Regions from separate parts of the Homo sapiens genome. Here region 2 is linked to region 1. A link is a contact called in ENCODE Hi-C or POLR2A ChIA-PET data. All regions are on one chromosome and are shown on one strand. The core of a region is the stretch at or near the end of the contact, and the rest is flanking DNA. Distances in the headings are between cores, read along the strand shown. Region 1 holds the start of RGS5 (regulator of G protein signaling 5). Region 2 holds the start of NUF2 (NUF2 component of NDC80 kinetochore complex).

What was found. Hi-C counts contacts between places; a loop is a spot of excess contacts on that map. ChIA-PET counts read pairs that join two places held with the same protein, here RNA polymerase II (POLR2A). Pooled maps may share reads with other maps.
Region 2: a loop to region 1 is called in a map of endothelial cell of umbilical vein, with 2.4 times the contacts of the local background. The contact joins the promoter of NUF2 here to the promoter of RGS5 in region 1. A Hi-C loop is called at or near these places in 7 of 168 maps with a recorded cell type or tissue (GM12878, aorta, ascending aorta and 3 more), 2 of 37 single-sample maps with no recorded cell type and 9 of 50 pooled maps. POLR2A ChIA-PET finds 5 or more read pairs at or near these places in 6 of 52 experiments (H1, SK-N-SH, WTC11 and 2 more).

Annotation. Positions count from the first base shown.
Region 1 is chr1:163,201,628-163,205,145 of GRCh38, forward strand. RGS5 (regulator of G protein signaling 5) reads right to left here and starts at 1,289. Exons shown (of 5, transcript NM_003617.4): 1 at 1,165-1,289. The coding sequence starts at 1,208. The region is part of intron 2 of RGS5-AS1 (RGS5 antisense RNA 1); the gene reads left to right. RefSeq lists an enhancer at 1,353-2,018.
Region 2 is chr1:163,319,540-163,323,416 of GRCh38, forward strand. NUF2 (NUF2 component of NDC80 kinetochore complex) reads left to right here and starts at 2,415. Exons shown (of 14, transcript NM_145697.3): 1 at 2,415-2,673. LOC127814295 (a long non-coding RNA gene) reads right to left here and starts at 2,196. Exons shown (of 5, transcript NR_182654.1): 1 at 2,083-2,196. It also overlaps a transcript of RGS5 not described here. RefSeq lists enhancers at 2,155-2,364, 2,405-2,634.

The DNA.
Region 1 (3,518 bases), core at 39-2,538:
GGTTTCATATTCAGTTACTAGATAGTATTGTTGGGAGAAAAAATTATATGCTACAATGTTATCTCCTTAAAAATTATTTTTAGGTTATTTCTAGAGTGGAAGGCATCAAAAAGAAGACCTGAACTTGTAAGAGACAGAAGTCATAGATGGCCCTTTAAACAATAAAATCTTCCGAGACAAACACTGCTAATGCCTTTAGGGCTGAACATCTGTGCAAGGATCTTCTTTATTTACTTTAAATAACGAGGGATCAAACCCAATTTAATCAAATCCATTCTCAATAAAAGGAGAAACATCCCTACTTCTCTCCATCAGAGAGGATGGTTGGGTTAAGTTTTCTAACAAGTAAGATATTTGTTCTTCTATTTGCTTAGCCTAGATACCTAGGATTCTCTCCAGAATATTGTCCAGCCTACGGACAACCAGGGAGCCTCAAAGATTTTGATGCATTTGTCTGAAAAAGAATGCTAGCTAATAAATAACCCCTGTGTCCCAAGGGCTTTTTCTCTGTCTAGCCATCCAGTTACTTCTATCTAATGAGGTCAGAGAACAAAGAACAATGGGAAATTTCCTCTTCCTCACTGCAAACTTGCCTCCCTCTCCCAGTCCCTGTACATTAATAAAAATTAACATTTATACAGTCTACTAGGTGCCAGACATGGTTCTGAGTGCTTCATATATATTAATTCATTCAGTCCTCATAACCAGCCTGTGAGGTAGAGAACTCTCGGTATCTCCATTTTACAGATAAGGAAACTGAGCTACATAGAGGTTAAATAAATTGCCCAAATAGTACTTACACAAATAGTAAGTAGTAGAGCCAGGGTTCTAATCTAGACAGTTTAATGTTGGAATCTATATCCTTAACCATACAGTTTTTACTCTAAATAAGGACTTATAGAATAGGCATCTCCTTGAAGGAAATGATGTTCTGGATATTAAATGATGTATGAAATACTCTATATTGTATTAATCTCCTAGCTTGGATCTTTCAAAATCTCTATATTGTTTACAGAGAAGAGATAATACCCAATCTACAGTCAAGCACCTGTTTCACCTCAGCTTAGCCATAAACTACAATACCTCTGTTACCACTGGGCAGCCTCCCTTGAGTAAAGATTCTCCATATCTGCATCTCTTAAACAAAAATAACTTGGTTCTCACCTTTCCAGGCATGAGTGGGGCAAAGCTGCAAGTCCTTTGCACATTTTGGCAGGTGGCTTAGCTCCTCCGCTTTAAGTACAACTTCTTAACAGCAGAGCCAGTCTTTGAAAACTTCAAAACTGTCTGGGATGCCTTTCCTCCTGAGGTATATATAGAAGCTCTTTCCCAGCCCTCTGTTGCTCTTCCAGCCAATCCAGAGCCTTAGAGGAAACTGCAGGCTGGAGAGCAGCAGCAGTGGGCCCTGAGGTGGAGGAGGGAATCCTTTCTCTGCTACAGGCACTACTGTGGCATAAGGCTTTCATCTGCTCTTATCACAACACTCTCTTGCTAACCGGCCAGGGCAGGGTTAGGCCCTAAACTGTGCACAGGTCATTGGTTGTTTGAACTCCTAATCTCAGGCCAATCACAAGGAAGATGTGAGCTTCCTGTGAAGCAAAGTGTCTTGGACCACTTCAGATCGGTCAAAGTCATAGATTCTTAGGACTGTAAGGGCTCCTGGAGATCGTTTAGCCCACTTTGTTTCACAGTGAAGGAAACTGAAATCTAGGGAATTCAAGGAATGTGTATGTGAATACTTACCAAGTGCCAGGCACTCAGCTGGATGCTAGGAATTCAGAGAAGAAAGAGAAAGCTCCCTGCCCTCAAGACCCCAAAACACATTATAAGTAAGTGATGGAGGCCGGGCTGGGATGTTGTGAGCCTTCAGGAAGCACCAGGCAAGGTTTTCTGGAGCTGAGAGACAAGATTACTGTTTATATAAATCAAAACAAATATGAATAATTACTATATATTCTTTATGAATCCATATGTCTGTGAAGGTACTAAAAAAGTGATCTAGGAGACCAAACACCAAAATCTTAGTAGGGATTGAGTATAATGATATTATCTCTGAACTCTGTTAATTCTGTCAGTGGTCTTCTGATTATACTTTGCTTGGATGACTAATGCTTTGTAATTCTTTGTACCTCCCCACCATAGCCATCCTTGCCTAGGCTTGTCTTTCCTTCTCCTTCAAACTTTTCCTGCTTCCTATCACTCAAGGAATATTTACCAAAATTTACCTGAATTGTGTCTTATCTTGTCGGGGCCCAAGGTGCTGATAAGTTAATCTGTAAATAAATGCCTAAAAGGTAGGCATGAGTCCAAGCTTTAAAAAAAGTGGCACTGAATAATCCGTAAGAAAAGCTCTGAATTTGGAATTGAACAGTACTCTCATAATTTTCTCTGTTATCTGAAATTAGTTGTTTTAAATGACTCCCTCTTTATATACCCTTTTTAGGCAATGGTTGATCAACCCCTGTTACTGGCTTGTAAAGTCAATGCAGTGCATTATGACCTGATGTTTTTAATGTAATAAATAGAATAGACAAATATCCAAGTGCATCGGATGTAAAAAGTATTGTTTTCTGAAATTTTGACTTTAATTATCAATATGTAAGTGTGCACAGGGTCATCAGGTAAACTATATTTCTTACTATGGATCATAATCAAAAAAGTTTGAAAGCTGTGGCTCTAAACCACACACACACACACACACACACACACACACACACAGACACACACGTTTTTGAGACAGAGTCTAGCTCTGTTACCCAGACCAGAGACTGGAGTGAAGTGGCATGATTATAGCTCACTGCATCATCAAACTCCTGGGCACAAGCGATCCTCCCACCTTAGCCTCCTAAGTAACTGGGACTAAAGACTCTTGCTACCATGCCTAGCTAGTTTTTAAATTTTTTGAATACACAGGGTCTAGTTTTGGTGTCCAGGCTGGTCTTGAACTCTTTGCTTCAAGCAATCCTCCTGCCTCAGCCTTCCAAACACTAAGCACAATGTCAGGCACATAGACATCTGTAAATACTGAATGAGTTAAACAAACTGTCCAAGTTCCGCCATCTATTGACTGAGTAAACATCAGCAAATCAATTAATTATCATTTTTGAGACATGTGGACACTGTTGTTGACTATTAAATCTAATAAAGGGAATATAAAACAAGTAGAAGAGACTCCTTGGGACAAGAGTCTAAATCATTATTTGATACCAAGGGGCCTTGAGGAGATAATAATATGAAAAGAAAAACCCCAAGTTTAACGTAGAGCAATGGAGGGTGATGTCTTGGCGAGGGCTAAAAATCAAAGCATGTTTCTGACTGTCCCAAAGGAGTTCATGTGATGGACTATTCAAGAATAAAAATTATCTCAATTTACTAAAAGATGGACTAGAACCCAAAATGTAAAATTCAATAGAAATAATGTTAAATCCAACACTTATTTGTTTTTAAAACTTTGTAAGGATGGGATAGCCAGAAAGTATGTAAAAGAGTGTGCTCTAGAGGCAGAAAGTAAAATAGTG
Region 2 (3,877 bases), core at 1,165-3,664, 120 kb after region 1:
GAAGATGGAGACTGACAATCTGTCATATATCACTTTGTGTCATTTTCTCCAGTGTTTCCAGCTAAGAATTTATAGACAAGATGCACGGATAAGATTTTGACAGGCACCTGGGTCAGAGGCATCAGACACAGGAAGTTTGGATGCTGATAAACCATGCAGTCTAGGCTGTGAAGGGAGGTATTAGCAGGAGGGCTGTCAGGGAAAATGAAATAGTAGGGCAAATGTAGCACATGTGAGGGTACAAAATTATGATGCTACAATCAGAAAGAATACTAAAGTTTTCTGCAATAGTCTGTGTTTTTATGGGTGATAACAAAACTCTTAGACTAATGTCTAGGTTGAGAATTCTGATGTTCCACCTTCTACCTTACACTGACCAGTATCAGGCAACTAAAAGTTTTAAAAAGTCAGATTTAACCTTCTAATTAAGGTAATTTGAATAAACACTCATTTTTTAAATAAATAATTTACTTCTAATATAACTCAATTTATCACATCAATAGTAATATTAACCCCCAAATAAACAATATTTATTGTTGATATAACAAAATGGTTGTCTTGCTCTTTTCTTCCTTTGCCTCATTTTTCTCTTTCTCCATGGTCCATTCTAATCTTGGCTTTCACATAAATCGCTTGGTTTTTTTTCTAGATTCTCAACGACAATTTAGACATTTGTTGAGCACTTGCCACTTGCAAGGTATTTTCCTAGGGACCATGTATAAATAATAATAGTCAAAATAACAGCTAATACTTTTCAAGTACTCACAATTTTGCCAGGCACTTAATTAAGCACTCTACAGGAACTAATTCACTTAATCTTCATGATACCGTATAAAGCAGATAGAACTGTCACCCTATTTTAAAGATGCAGAAACGAGCTCAGTTAGGTTAAATAGCTCGCCTAAGTCCACCTAGGTAGTAAATGGTGTGATCAGGGATTTCAATCCAACTCCCTTTGACCGTAGAGATGTGCTCTCAGTCACTACGCTATGGTTCCCTTCCCTGCCTCTAAGGACATATAATTTGGTGGAAATTATGCATGTATCAGTAATCAATTTGATTTGGCAAGTGTCAATGAGACAGGTCTCTTTTTTCTGCTTTCCTCACTGACTCTAATATTTTTTTAAAATCTATTTTCTTAATGTCCTTTTGGGTCTTACTAGATTCCGACTTTGAGACTTACATCAGTAAATAGACATTGAAAGGAAAGACAAAAGCCCTGAACTAATGATATGAAATGTATTTTTATTTAGAATTGGTATAGACTTCACTATCAATAGGTTTAGTTCTTCAGGACAGGACAAAGCAGCGGAATTTGTGTCTACATTCAATACAACCTTTCTAGCACTTTTTTCACATAATTCAGTTCAGGTTCCCCATCCAACACACGACTGTCACCAGATGATGCTCTACTCTGTGACCAGATACAAGTCCTATTACGTCTTCTCCTGTCCCAAACCTCAATAAAACTTAATGGCTTTCTCCCCTGACAACCAGGCCTGCCATGGCTTCCTAACTTGTGTTAAATGCAGTGTTTCCACTCTTGCCAAAACAAACAAACAAAATACCATGTAAAAAAATACAGATTTCAGGGCCCCTTATCTGAAGAATGCAACTCACTCAGGAATGTGCAAATTTGGGGAACAGTTCAGAGGTGAAAAGCACTGATCGAAGAGGGAGAAGCTAAAATCAGGAGACCTGGTTTCTACTTTACAGTCCCACTTACTGTATAACTTCTAACAAATCACTTCTCTCTGAGTCCAGTTTTCATATCGGTGAAAGCGAGAGGATTTGACCAGATGAACTGTTATGTTCCTTCCACCTCTTGAAGTCGTGCTTATGAGCACAGAGTCAGAGGATGTGTGTTCATATCCCAGCTATGCTACTTGTGAACTACTGTGCGCAGAGAACTGCATTCTCTGATTCAGAGCCCTCACCTGAGGGGATGATAGTATCTCTCCACTATCCCTTTTCTCCCCTTTAATGAAGTCTAAATGAGATGATGCTTATAAGCATCTAACAAAACCCGGCACATAATCAATGTTCAACAAGTTATTATTACTCTGGAATTCTATAAATTACCTCTGTACTTCCTCCCTTGTCACCCTGAACTTAGTGAAGTTTCCTTCACTTGGTTTTGCTCTTCAACTCGGACCCCGAAAACGCTCTAAACGCTGGCGGAAGTCACGCAGAGATGGGCTAGACGCTCAACCCCGGTCTCTTCCCCGAAACCGCGGTGCTCCCACTTCCTGCAGTCCGAGGTTCCGACTCGACGCCAGCTCCGCGAGCAATGGTTCCGCCCTGCGCCCTGCCCCTTCCATGACAACTCCAGTCCCACCTGCCTGGCGTCTCTTGAGCCCAACCGGCATCCGTCGCGGTTGGACGTGGGCTTGGCGGAATGGGGCGGGACTTCCAGTAGGAGGCGGCAAGTTTGAAAAGTGATGACGGTTGACGTTTGCTGATTTTTGACTTTGCTTGTAGCTGCTCCCCGAACTCGCCGTCTTCCTGTCGGCGGCCGGCACTGTAGGTGAGCGCGAGAGGACGGAGGAAGGAAGCCTGCAGACAGACGCCTTCTCCATCCCAAGGCGCGGGCAGGTGCCGGGACGCTGGGCCTGGCGGTGTTTTCGTCGTGCTCAGCGGTGGGAGGAGGCGGAAGAAACCAGAGCCTGGGAGGTGAGGGGCGGGCCCGTCGTTACTTTTTATTTGATGTTAGTCCCAGAAACAACCAGAGCTCAGTTCCTACTAAACTAACGGGTGTTTTCTGGTGCAGCATAGACCGAAGAAGACGAGCTTGAGCTGAAATTGTTCAAGTTAGGCATACATTTATGTGTGATTTTTGGAAAGGCGGTGGTAATGTGGTTTATTTGGCTGCAGATGCTTGTCAGCTTTTTACACATCTCCGTTGCCAAACGTTTCTTAACCAAATCCAAAACCATGAATGAAAAGGTAAAAATATCACACCTAATCCAAAATTCAAAGGAAAAGAGCAGCGCATATATAGCACTACGCATGCATAACGCCATCATTGTTCCTTTTAAAAGTTCAAGGAACGTTTTACTTAATTCATTGAAGTTGGGAGCCATTTCTGTTTATTTTTGTTTAATCTCTGCCTCGTGGAACTGTGATGTCCACAAATAGTTTATTTTAACAAAACGAAGTGTGTAAAATTTAACAGAGTACTTTTAGTACCTACTCACTCTGCTCAGCATCGTGGTGCTGCAAATAAATGAGAAACCAGATGAGTAATTATAGGTTAATCTTTGCTACTCGTTAGACAGAGTATTACTGCATATATATTAAGTCATTTATATACTTTATCCCACCTAGGAGCTCAAACTATGTAGTTGGAAAGTGTCTTCATCTCTCGTTAATGAATAAATTGTAACTGAAATTGTACTTCGAAAGAATGATAGAATTTGGATATTGGAGGAGGTTCCAAAAGGAAATACTGGAAGTTTGGGAAAGTTAGGAGACTAACTTGGAGCAGAAATTTCATTCAATTATTAAAGGGTTTAGAAGCCTAGCAGAAAAATTTGAATTTGATGTGGTGGGTAAGGTGAGTAATTGAAGTATTTTCATACAAATATTATATGATGCGTTAAGTGTTTTTATAAGGATTAATCTGATAGCAGAGTGCCAAACATTAGAGAAGAGAGGAACAAGTGATAATAATTATGAAGATACTTTACACCTACGCTTTCTATTGCAATACTCTCTAATTCAGATGCAGCTTTTTTGGAAAAGTGACTTTTTCTGAAGTCTTTCTTTGGTCCAGTCCTTTTATGAACAGTTTTTAAGGCTGTGACTTAGATGAAAATGTAGAATGCATATTTATGCTGAAGGGAACATCTAATATGTGATGCATCAGAATCTGGAT